3 separate regions of the Homo sapiens genome follow, and all the other regions are linked to region 2. Evidence: chromatin contacts called from ENCODE Hi-C or POLR2A ChIA-PET data. All regions are on one chromosome and are shown on one strand. The core of a region is the stretch at or near the end of the contact, and the rest is flanking DNA. Distances in the headings are between cores, read along the strand shown. Region 1 holds the start of B3GALT9 (beta-1,3-galactosyltransferase 9). Region 2 holds the start of MRRF (mitochondrial ribosome recycling factor). Region 3 has its middle 12 kb from the start of CRB2.

Region 1 (3,767 bases), core at 1,011-3,510, 1.5 Mb before region 2:
TGCACAAACCTCAGGAAATGGGATTTCAATTCAACATGAGGAGCTTTTAAATCTCAGCGCTTTCCAACAATGGAATAGCTACCTCCAGAGTAGTGAGTTTCCCATTACCACGAACAGTCAAGGACAGTTGGACACAGAGGCAGAATGTGATAAATGAAAATACTTTGGAGGTTGGCCAGATGTTTTACTGATTCAGCCACTTCCTATGTGATTATGGGCATGTCCAACTAACTTTTAAGCTTCAGTTTTATCATCTGTAAAATGGAAGCCATCATCCAACTTGAAGGGTGAAACTCAGAAATATAGCAGGGACATGCTTAGCACAGTGTACAGTCTAGCGGGTAAAAACTCAAATGGTACTTTTTGTTAGTTTTACTACTATGAACACCTGGCAGTAAAGATTTCTGTGACACTAAGGGTGGAATGGACATGACCACTAACATCTCTTTTGACCCTATCATCTTATCACTAAGTTTCTCTTCAAAATACCTGGAAGAAAAACTCAAGGGCTCAAACTTACTAGGGGTTTAATTTTATAAAGAAGAGCACCTGTTTATTGGAGGCTCTAGTTTCCCAGTAGGTGCCTTATTCTACCCACATTCCCTGCTGTTTGGCCCCCTTACCCTACGTCCCTACCCCAGAGTTAACATTCAACTTGCCCTCTTGCCTTCAGTATCAATAATCACAAAGTGGGTCATGCAACAAAAAGACTCCTAAATTGGAAAATGAGAGCCTGGGTTTGGTCTCAGGTTCTGCCATTAACTCCCTATGTTACCTAGGCAACTCACATATTTATATTGGTTTTAAAGAAAAAGTACCACTGGTAAACATTATCTCATTTCATCTTCATAACCTCATGGAAGGTATCAGTAATGCCGCCCTTAACTAACATTAATGAGGAAATTTACGGCTCAAGAAGTGGAGTGGCCTTCCCAGAATGGCACAGGAAGTAGCAGGCTCAATATTTTGCCCAGTACCCATTCTCCCAAAACCTATACTCAGAGGTATTAGAGACAGGACCTTCTGGAAAACAGTGTAAATGTGTTTTCCCCTCCTCCTCTATCAGAACCTGGCCTAGTCAAGAGTGAAAGCAACATAATTGTTAGTGGTAGAGGGAAGGAGGCTTCATTTCCCCCTTTTCTTATCAAACAAAGAGCACAGAGGCGCTGAAAATGTATACACACCTATAAACTTACATATGCATAAAATGTATTCTGAATATTCAAGAAACTGATAACCCTGGTTGCCTCCAGAGAGAACTGGAGAGCTGCAGAATAGGAATGAGGGGTCCCTTTTTATTGTATACCTTTTAAAACTGAAAACCATGTTAAGTATAATATACTATCAAAAAATAGCCTTTAGTTTTAAGGTGAATTTTTTTAAAGCTTTGAAAGAATACAAATAATGTTTATAAAATATGTGTTCTGCAACTCCACTTGTTGCTGGGTGACCTTGGGCAAATCACTTCACCTGTCTCATGCCCTGTTTCCTCACTTGTAAAATACAGCCAAGAGCATTACCTACAAGGGTTTTTATGAGGGTTAAACAAGACAGTGCAAGTAAAGCGTTTAGCACAGTACTCGGCACGCTGTAAGCCTACAGTAAATGTCAGTTACCATTATTACTTAGCATTAATATTGTTATCTTTGCTTTACTTCAAGCAGCACCCCACATACACACCTGTTTTCATGGCATACCCACAATTATGGCGCAGTATAGCGCTTTGTACTTCATAAACCACCTCATCACACTTCATCGTCTTTCAAACGTTTGGTAGCCCTGGGACATCACTGTTAACTCATTTCGCAGCTAAGGAAATGGAGGCAGTAGGAGGCAGTAACTCCAAAACCCTGTTTTCCCGTCTCTAAAATCCAGATCCCATCAACCCATTCGTTGCTCCCAGGTCCCTTGCTCTCGGAATCGTGTTCCGCGCGGCACTGACCTGAGCGAGCGCCCCGGGGCCCGGGACCTCGCGCCGGGTTCACAGCTACTAGGCACGCTCGGACCGCCAGAGCCTTGCAGCGGCCGGGTCCGCTCCGCAGCCATGGCGCCTGCAGGGAAAGAAAAACAGCCAAGGCGCGGCGGGTCAGCAGAGCCGCGGGCGCCTAAGAGTCCCCTCCCCGACCGGCCCCGCCTCGCATACAGACCCGGACCTGCGGCCGCTGCTCCCGGTCCGCAGCCTCACAGGGGAGCGGCTTCCGGTGCTGCCTGCGTCATCTCCGCGCGTCCCTCAGCTCCGCGGCTCCCGGCGGAAGCGGCTGCACTTCCGGTCCCCGCCCGGAGGTGGGTGGTGGGAGGCTGGAGGCCGGGAGTAGGGGTGGGGAGAAGAGCGTCCCGGGAAGCTGAACGCGTGCCGCGCGGCCCTCACGGTGCTTAGGCTGGGTGCAACCTAGAACGGAGGTTCCTTTCGTACCGTACATCCAGGTTTGCACAGCGCGCTTATGTCCCTCCTCCAATCTGATCTTGCACCAGCTCTGCAGTAGTTTTTCTTATTATCCTCATTTTACGGAGGAGAGGGAGCTGTGGCTTAGAGAAGTTAAGAGACGTGTCCAAATTCATACAACCTGTTGGGCACCTCTTTATCCCGAACGCTGTTCTAGGGGATAGGGTTAGTGAACAAAAAACGCAAAAGCCCCTGACCGCCTGGGCCTTACATCTATTAGGAGGAGGAAGACAGATAAACTAAGGCTCGTGCAAAGGAGAAAAATAAAGCAAGGTAAGGAGGTTGTTGAATGAAAAGAGACAGTCAAGTGATGTAGATTTGAATGAATCACAACGTTTACACTCTGGCTGTGGCCCGGTTACTTAACCTCTCAGACTTTGCTTCATCTGCATAGCAATTATAGTGAGGTCCCCATCCGAAGGCTCTGAGGATTGAAGGAAATGAAGCATGCAAACCTTTTGGCGTCAAGAACTAAAACTGAGCTAAAAAATCCCACGCACTCTTTCTCAACATTTTTTGTGTACCATCTCACTCAGTTCCCACAACAACCCCACAAGCTAGTAACTATTATTAGGCCCCTTTTTAGAGATGGGGAAACTGAAATCAAAAGAGGTTTAGGCATCTTGCCTAAGGTCATAGTAAATGGCTGTCATAGGATTTCAACCCAAACCGACTTCAGAGCACAAGTTATCCTTTTTTTTTTTTTGAGGCAACGTATCACTCTGTCGCCCAGGCTGGAGTACAGTGACACGATCTTGGCTCACTGCAGCCTCGACTTCTCCAGGCTCAAGCGATCCTCCCACCTCAGCCTCCTGAGTAGAAGGGACCACAGGCGCGTGTCACCATGCCCAGCTAGTTGTGTGTGTGTGTGTGTGTGTGTGTGTGTGTGTGTGTGTGTATTTTTGTAGAGTCAGGGTTTCGCTATGTTACCCAGGCTGGTCTTGAACTCCTAGGCTCAAGTGATCCACCTGCCTGGGCCTCCCAAAAAGTGCTGGGATTACAGGGGTGAACCACAATGCCCAGCGCACAAGTTATCCTTGTTTCTCTGTAAGGGTTCCTAAGCCATACATGCATACACGCACATTCACATACATCTTATACCAACACTGTCCAATAAGCTTTTTGCCAGTGATGGAGTTGTTCTGTTGGTGCTGTCCAATAAGGCAGTCACTAGTCTCTTGTGGCTACTGAACATTTGAAAAGTACCTGATGTAAATGAACTAAATTCTTAATTTTATTTAATTTTAATTTAATAGCCACATGAGGCTAATGGCTACCATGCTTGATAGCACAGTCCAATAATATAGACAATAAGAGAGACACA
Region 2 (4,060 bases), core at 140-2,639:
ATCTAGGACTTATCCAGTTACTGGAGTCAGAGCAGTGAACAAGCAAGGTCCCTATCCTCTGGATGCTTGTATTTGGAAGGGGAGCAGGACAAAACAAAAGCAAAATAAATAAAGAAGATATAATTAGTGATACATGCCACAAACACAATTAAGCAGGGTGATGTGACAGGGACTCGACGACTATAGATTGAGTGGAGGGAAGGCCTCTCTAAAGGAGATGACATTTGGGACTTGAATGATAGGACATTCTGATTTTCTCATGTCTAAAATCAGGAATAATACCAATAGCTATTAATATTTATTACCACGAAAAGGTACCATGTTTTACTGGTAAGAGTGCAGGCTATGCGGGTCTGGGTTCAAATCCTGACTTTTGCACCTAGTAACTGCACCTTTAGCAAGTCACATGACCTTTCTTTAAGCATCCTCTCGATAGAAAAGCTTTCCTAAACAGAGTTCCTTGTTATTCTATATCATAGCCACTTTTCCATCTTTTTCCTCCTACTAAATGCTAATTCAATGTATTACTTAATGTTTCCTCTTCTATTTCCTTCACTAGAACGTAAGCTCCCACAGCACAGGACCTTGCCAATCTTGATCACGGTTCTATTTCTAGCACTTAAGTACACTGCCTGTCTCACGGTTGGTGCTTAATATTTACTAAATGAAGCAAGCCGCTTCTCCACTCGAAGACTTAGTTTCTTTTTCCTTCCTAGAATGGGTACAATTTGTCGTCTCACGAGGTCGTTGTGAGTCTTAAATAAGACAATTTTGGTGACAGCTCAGAATATGGCTTTTTGAGGAAAGGTAAAGGGTAATAAAAGATCAAGACGGCACGGGACTATCAAAATGCTTTGCGTTTGCAATAGCAACAATCCTTTAGACTACCAGAGTTCACAAAACGCGGTTACATTTGTCTTTCCAGCTGAGCTGCAATAACTCTGGAAGCCAGAAATAGTCATCTGGGGAAAGTGCAATCCAGAGAAGAAGAGACACCTGATCCTAACAGCAAGCGGTGGGGTCATGCCTGGAACCCTGGCTTCCCGATTTCTGGCTGCGAATTCCTACAGGCGAAGGGTCATTACTCGGATTGTTATTTCCGGGCCAGCGACAGGACAATCCGGGGCGGGGCCTGAGATGCAGTCCTGCGAGGGCGGCCTCCTGTAAGACCTCTTAGCGGGCCCATCGCTGAGGTGCAGGGACATGTCGCGGCCGAACTCACCTCGTGGCCTCGGCGTGGTGCTCTCAGCTCATGCCCGGAAACCAGGTCCCGACGCCGCGGTCAGACGGACCTCTAGACGCGTCCGCCTCAATGCCGCCAGCTGCCAGGCCGCCCGTGACGCGTTAAGCCTGCGCCGCCTCCTGGCTTCGTGACGTCACGACGTCCGCGCAGCTGCGGTCGCCGCCGTCGCACGAGTCTTTCCTTAGTAACCTGGGCGATAGCTGGTGAGTGTCCTTGACAGGGCCTCGAGGGGCGCGTGTGGTCTGGGTGCCAGAGACCCTTACTCAGGGACCTCTGGGGGACCTCAGGGGACCAGACTACCGTCCCCGACCCGTTCGAGTCCAGCTTGACCTTTAAGGCTGAGGGCGGGACCTGTGGCATTGGAGCGAGTCTCATGGGGTGGGGGCGGGGCTCCTTTTACCAGCTAGGAATTTAGGGGATGCTGGAGGAACTTACTAAAGAGTAGCCGCACACTTGACGGGAACGTTTGAGTTTCAGAACAATCCCATAGGAGTAGATATTATTATCTCCCATAATGAAGAAACGGAAGCTCACATAGGTAATTTTACCAGGGTCACGCGGTCAGAAAGTGAGGGCGCTTAAATTCAGACCTAGGGCTATCCGACTCCTAAGCCTGGACTTTTAACCACCACTCTGTGCCACCCAGTGGCAAAACAGTTGTCATTTCAGTAGCCCTTCTCCATTTACTTAACCCTGACAAATAGTATTGTCATTTACGTTTTACAGATGAGACGGAAGTCCTGAGAGTTTGACCGATTTAAGGTCACGTGCCTAGGAAGTGCTGGAACCAAGACTCGGAGTTTTCTCTAAGTTTAGTGCCTTTATTTTGTTTTAAACCACACTGTTGCATTTCCCCCCATTTTGGAAAGCTTTATAGTTGGAAAGAATGAAAACCTGATCTGACCCCTTCATTTTATGGTTGAAACAAAATCTACGTAGGAGAAATCACTTGGTACAAGTCACAAGTCAGTGGTAGAGCTGCCGCAAATGCTTTTTGAATACGTGTGATTATGAATCTAAATGGCAGATGGCAGGGAGTGATAAGGTAGGCATACTGGAATCCAGATCTCTTAACTCTTAGGCAAAAGCCCTTTCTCTACCTGTTAAAGTGTCTCATTCCTTCTTTGGCCGTGCCAGGTGCATAATGATTCTGTGTATAGTCAGATACTACAAGTACCTTTCTTTACCTGGTACTGCATTTAGAGAAGAACATCATCTACTATCTCTAAGCAAAAATCTGGCAAACCAGAGACAGTGGAGGCAACGCTGGGAAGCCCAGAACCTACCATAATAGTAAGGGTAGATTCCCATCCGATTCTGGTTTACCCTGGATAAGGAATTTATCTTTCTGGACTTTCACTGATGTATTCATCACATTCACAGTGTCTTCTGTGTTCTGGCAATGTACCAGGTACTGGGGATACAGCAGTGAACAAGAAAATCATAGATTAGTCCTTGTAGTACTTAGAGTCATATGGAGGGAATTAGACAATCAAATAATTACACAAATGTTAGCTTGTATTGTTAAGAATTAAGTGCTATGATGAAGTAAAGGGTGCTATGAAAGCAGACTACAGGACACTTGACCTAGTTGGGCTGTAGGAGATGGCCAAGGAAGCCGTCCTCTGAGGAAGTGATGGTTAAGCTGAAATCTGAAATAAAAACGGAGACAAACAGTTAAAGAGGTGAGGGAAGATCATCAAGGAGATTCAATGGCATGTTTGAAGACCCTGGAGCAGGGGGAGCCCTGGAGAAGTGAAAGATCACTTTTCTTATTTTGCAAAATACGGGTGGTGATTATCACTCTTTAGTTATGAGAACCAGTTAAGATGGTACATGTGAAAGTATTTTATATGCAAGAGCCTGCGTATATGCACACTCATAGAAGTGCTTATGTTATAAGCTAGTATACAGCTGCATTGAAAAGAGTTGCTGGGACAGTAGATAAGCCAGGATTTTGGGTTGGTCATCTAGCCAAAATTAAAATGAACCTTCTGTGAAGAACAGGGAAATCGTTTGAGACCCTCAACTTTGGAAAAAGAATGTGTGCTTCAAGTAGTTTAAAAAAATATTTCAGTCTGTAATCTCAGCACATTGGGAGGCCCAGGCGGGCGGATCACGAGGTCAGGGGGTCGAGACCATCCTGGCTAACACGGTGAAACCCCGTCTACTAAAAATACAAAAATTAGCTGGGTGTGGTGGCGCACGCCTGTAATCCCAGCTATTTGGGAGGTTGAGTTAGGAGAATGGCTTGAACCCTGGAGGCGGAGGTTGCAGTGAGCCAAGATTGCGCCACTGCACTCCAGCCTGGGCGACAGAGTGAGACTCCGTCTCAAAAAAAAAAAAAAAGAAAAAAAATTCAGGCCGGCGCAGTGGCTCACGCCGGTAATCCCAGCACTTTGGGAGGCCGAGGCGGGCAGATCACCTGAGGTAAGGAGTTTGAGACCAGCCTGGCCAACATGGTGAAACCCCATCTCTACTTAAAATATATAAAAGTTAACTGGGTGTGGTGGTGGGTGCCTGTAGTCCCACCTACTCAGGAGGCTGAGGCAGGAGAATCCCCTGAACCTGGAAGGCATAGGTTGCAGTGAGCTGAGAACGTGCCACTGCTCTCCAGCCTGGGCAACAGAGTGAGACTCTGTCTCAAAAAAAAAAAAAAAAAAATTTAATAGTTGGGATGCTATTATAATAGCTACAATTTATTGTGTACCTACTGGATGCCAGGCATTGTACTGTGTGTATGTGTTTTGTTAAGTGACTAGGTCTCACTATATTGCCAAGGCTGGCCTTGGACTCCTGGCCTGAAGTGATCCTCCT
Region 3 (4,066 bases), core at 462-2,961, 1.1 Mb after region 2:
GAGGGCCGGGACCCAGTTTCTCCTCCTTTTTCTCTCTTTGCTCCACCTTTCTGGGTCTGCCTACTGTTTTCCACCTCCAGCCGTATGCTCATGCCGTTCCCTCTTCCTGAAATAATCTTTCTCGTTATTTCTCCTAAAGCTCTAATATAGTTCTTGGAGGCTTCAGGCCCCAGCTGGGACGTCTCACAAAGTGAATCTGGGGTAGATTTTCAATAAACTCCTCACTTATATCCTGCTGCAGCCAAGCCCCCAGGACCCCATCTCCTTGGAGGAGCCAAGTAGGGTGGCTGCAGCCTCTGCAAGTGAGCTGACTCCTTTGGGGCATAATTCACACTTTCTCTTAGCCTCTGTCCCCCGAGGCCAAGCCTACATGGTCCATCTCTGCAGATTTTCTGCCCACGAGTTCCCTGGAATCCAGAGAACACTCCCAAGAGAGACAGTCCTTGTCACACCACTCATGATCTCCCAGGCTGCTTCTCCCCAGTGCTTAGCACATGGAGATGCATTCATTTCTTGTGAGCACGTTTATTGACTGTGTGGCTCCCCTGCCAGCCTGAACACTCCGCAAGGTCAGGCTCTGCCTCTGGTTCCCCACTCAGTCCCCAGCACCCAGCCCAGACCTGGTGCATAGAAGATGCTTGTCACAGAGATGCTGTGTGGGTGGATGGACAGATGCATGAAGAATCCGTGGTGTGGAGCACACGGGGAAGTGGCCTTTGTTCTTCCATATAGAACGGCAGAGGCTGGAAGACCAAGGATCAGAAATTCCAGAGGTGAGTTTCAGCTCTGTGAGCCCAGACAAGTGGGATCCCCTTTTGGGGGACTCGGTTTCCTTACCTGTGCCATGTCTGCATAATAGTGCCTACCTTATGGAGATGACTCTGAGCATCCAATGATAGGAACTGGGACACCCAGAAGGGAATGATGGCCTGCCAGAATTTGGGGCTGGATCAGTTGCACAGATTCATGTGCCACTCACTACCCTTCCCTGACACCCCTGCTGCCCTGGGCAAGACTTAGGAACTTGGTGACTAGCTAGTTCAGGTGACAGAGGGGCCTGGATGCTCCTTATGAGTCTCCCTTTGGGAGATGAGCCCCTGATTGAGCCTAGATCCTATAGAAATACAGTGTGGGCCAGAGGCCAAGTCATGCATGTCTCTGAGCCTTGGCCACTTTGTCTATAAAAGGCACCATAATATAGGATGAGTGTGGTGGCTTATGCCTGTAATCCTAGCACTCTGGGAGGCCAAGGTGGGAGGATCGCTTGAGCCCAGGAGTTTGAGAACAGCCTGGGCCACAGAGGGAGACTGTGTCTCTACAAAAAATAATAAAACTGATGATGTGTGGTGGCACATGCCTGTGGTCCCAGATACTTGGGAGGCTGAGGCAGGAGGGTCGCTTGAGCCTGGGAGTTAGAAGTTGCAGTGAGCTGTGATTGCACCACTGCACTCCAGCCTGGGTGACAGAGCAAGACCCTGTCTCAAAATAAATACAATATAACACAATAATAAAGCACTGAAATAAAATGAAATGGGTGATAATAGAACTCTACGGGTTGTCCCGAGGAAGCAGAGGGACCTGGAAGTAGATCCCATGGCTTGGTGCCCACAGCTATTAGGATTTTTCTTGTCAGTCGTGGTAGATTTTGGTTCTTCCATAAAGAGGAACCCATTTAGGTGTTTTTTAGAAATACCTCTCTGAATTGAGATTCCGTGACTCTGACTTCCTGGCTGACCGGGTGAGTCTGGCTCAGTTCTCAGTGTAAGCCACACCCCAGTCTTCTACCTCCCACGCAGCCTCTCTTCATTTTGTCTCAAATGGCCCTCTGCTTTCCATGGGAGGCCTGGGCTCAGTCTGGGACTAGGATCTGAGCTTAGACTGGGGTGGAAACTAGGCTCCGTCTGTAAGCAGTATTGAGGTTCAGTCTGCCTGGGAACGATGAGTCTGCGGATGACCTGGGTTGGGTCTCATTCAATGCCAGGATTGTCTGTGACAAGTATTTCAGCCTGCGTTCCTGGAAACAGATTCTGGACTGCACGTGTGTTTCTTGGGGCATGTCCTTGGGAGATCCACCTGGAAGGAAGGAGCAAGGCTGACTGGGCAGAAGGAGACTGACCCACCGTGAGGTTGCAACTGAGGTCCCTACGAGGACCCCTGGAGCTGACGATCCCCTAGGGTTTCCTAGTTGAGAAGGAGCCGTGCCTCTGCAGCCACACATGGGTCAGGCACTGGCCACAGGCTGTCCCTGGCATGGGGTATAACCCAGTGAGGTAACAGCAGTCCCAGCAGCTTGGCCCTGAAGAGGGGCTCTGGAGCACAGAGTAGTCCCCACAACCCACCCCAAAGCTCAGGCTCACACCAGTGTTTCAGTCAGACGCTGGATGTCCCCACAGGACAGGATCTTTGTCCCCAGCATCTAGCACAGGGCCTGGAGGGGCAGCACAAGCCTCAGCCTGCAAATGGAGGAAGAAGAGGAAGTGTGAAGTGGTGCCCTGTGCCGCATTGTGTGGGCCAGCTGCTCAGCCTCCCCCAGAGGTTCAGAGAGGGCTGGCCACCTGCCTAAGGTCACACAGCTGCTAAGGGCAGAGCCAGGATTGGAACCCAGGACTGGCTGAGTCCAGAGCTTATGGTCTCTCAGCCACATCAGACTGTGAGCTTATTAGAAAGCAAGGGCCGGGGGAAAGGAAAAGAGCTGCTCTTCCCAGTTCCCGGAGCAGGGCACTGGAGCGGGGCCCACCAACTCTGGCCACCTCTGGCCAACCTGCCAGGACCCATGCCCAGGGGAGGGAGCAGCATCTTGCGGGCGGGCAGCCTTTCTTGGGTAATGAGGCCCAGCCGGCAGTTTGCAGGCCTTACCATGTGAATAATTCATTTGCAACCAAGTCTGGGAATTAGAAACCGTTACTGGATGATTTATTTAACAGGGGCTGCTGCTGGGGAGAGGGGAGGAGGATTTTGAACTATAAAAGGGAAGTACATACCTTGTAGATAGATTCAGAGAGTCCCACAGACCTGGGTTTCAGTCCAGGTCTGCCTTCTACCAGCTGTGTGACCTTGAATAAGTGACTGGACCTCTCTGTGCCTCAGTTTTCTTTGTTGCAAAAAGGGGATAATAATAGAGTTGTTAAAAGGATTGAATGAGTTAGAATTTGGAGAGCACTTAGAATCATGCCTGGTTCATAGTAAGTGCTCAGTGTTTGTTGTATGAATACATGACAGCCTATATAGAATAGGAGCTTAATTGAGCATGTACTTTGTGACAGGCCCAGTTCTTTTTTTTTTTTTTTTTTGAGACGGAGTCTCGCTCTGACGCCAAGGCTGGAGTGCGGTGGTGTAATCTCGGCTCACTGCAAACTCTGCCTCCAGGGTTCACGCTGTTGCCTCAGCCTTCCGAGTAGCTGGGACTACAGGCACCCGCCACCACGCCTGGCTAATTTTTTGTATTTTTAGTAGAGACCGTGTTAGCCAGGATGATCTCGATCTCCTGACCTCGTGATCCACCCGCCTCGGGCTCCCAAAGTGCTGGGATTACAGGCGTGAGCCATGGCGCCTGGCCGGCAGGCCCTGTTCTAAGAGCTTAACATGCGTTATCTCATAGCACTCATGTAAATTGGATATTATTATTATTGCATCTATATTAGAGATGAGAAAATAGAAGCTCAAGCTGGAGCTCAGACAGCTAGTCCTGGCAAAGCAGGGATCTGAACCCAGCCAAGACTCCCTGACTGCAGGGCCCATGCAGTTAACCACATTCCCATATCACAGATCTGATGCACAGCCTAGCACAGACCTGGCTCTTATTTTAAGAAAAATGTCCCTGTCCCCGCTAAGCATTGCCACTTTCATCATGACATTTGATTCTATTAACAAACCCGACAGGTGGTCAGGGAGCATGTGGTCTCTCTCAGCTGAGGAAGCTGAGGCTCAGAGAAGGACGTGAATCGTTCAATGTCCCACAGCCCCAGATGAAAGCCAGGCCTCCCTGAGGCCTCCTAGCAATGATCACAATGTGTCTTATAACAGCTCAACCCCAGGCATGTCTGCTTACGCCAAGACTGCACTCCTG

The links. A loop is a pair of places that touch in the nucleus more often than their neighbours do. ChIA-PET counts read pairs that join two places held with the same protein, here RNA polymerase II (POLR2A). Pooled maps may share reads with other maps.
Region 1: a loop to region 2 is called in a map of ascending aorta, with 11 times the contacts of the local background. The contact joins the promoter of B3GALT9 here to the promoter of MRRF in region 2. A Hi-C loop is called at or near these places in 2 of 168 maps with a recorded cell type or tissue (ascending aorta and naive thymus-derived CD4-positive, alpha-beta T cell) and 10 of 50 pooled maps. POLR2A ChIA-PET finds 5 or more read pairs at or near these places in 1 of 52 experiments (CD4-positive, alpha-beta T cell).
Region 3: a loop to region 2 is called in a pooled map, with 2.7 times the contacts of the local background. The contact joins the enhancer-like site here to the promoter of MRRF in region 2. A Hi-C loop is called at or near these places in 1 of 37 single-sample maps with no recorded cell type and 7 of 50 pooled maps. POLR2A ChIA-PET finds 5 or more read pairs at or near these places in 1 of 52 experiments (activated naive CD4-positive, alpha-beta T cell).

Annotation. Positions count from the first base shown.
Region 1 is chr9:120,791,207-120,794,973 of GRCh38, forward strand. It overlaps B3GALT9 (beta-1,3-galactosyltransferase 9), which reads left to right and starts at 2,261. Exons shown (of 3, transcript NM_001386823.1): 1 at 2,261-2,716. FBXW2 (F-box and WD repeat domain containing 2) reads right to left here and starts at 2,210. Exons shown (of 8, transcript NM_012164.4): 1 at 2,148-2,210; 2 at 1,943-2,051. RefSeq lists enhancers at 1,911-2,541, 2,604-2,703, 3,134-3,223.
Region 2 is chr9:122,263,493-122,267,552 of GRCh38, forward strand. MRRF (mitochondrial ribosome recycling factor) reads left to right here and starts at 1,390. Exons shown (of 7, transcript NM_138777.5): 1 at 1,390-1,446. It overlaps RBM18 (RNA binding motif protein 18), which reads right to left and starts at 1,348. Exons shown (of 6, transcript NM_033117.4): 1 at 1,223-1,348. RefSeq lists enhancers at 530-1,501, 880-2,079, 1,502-2,472, 1,648-1,807.
Region 3 is chr9:123,341,825-123,345,890 of GRCh38, forward strand. No RefSeq gene overlaps it. Among named protein-coding and RNA genes, the nearest start is that of CRB2, 12 kb to the right of the region's middle. RefSeq lists an enhancer at 1,868-1,927. Within about 2 kb of position 1,712, at least 5 of the 41 ENCODE cell types and tissues checked have a DNase peak (open chromatin) inside an H3K27ac peak, as active enhancers do.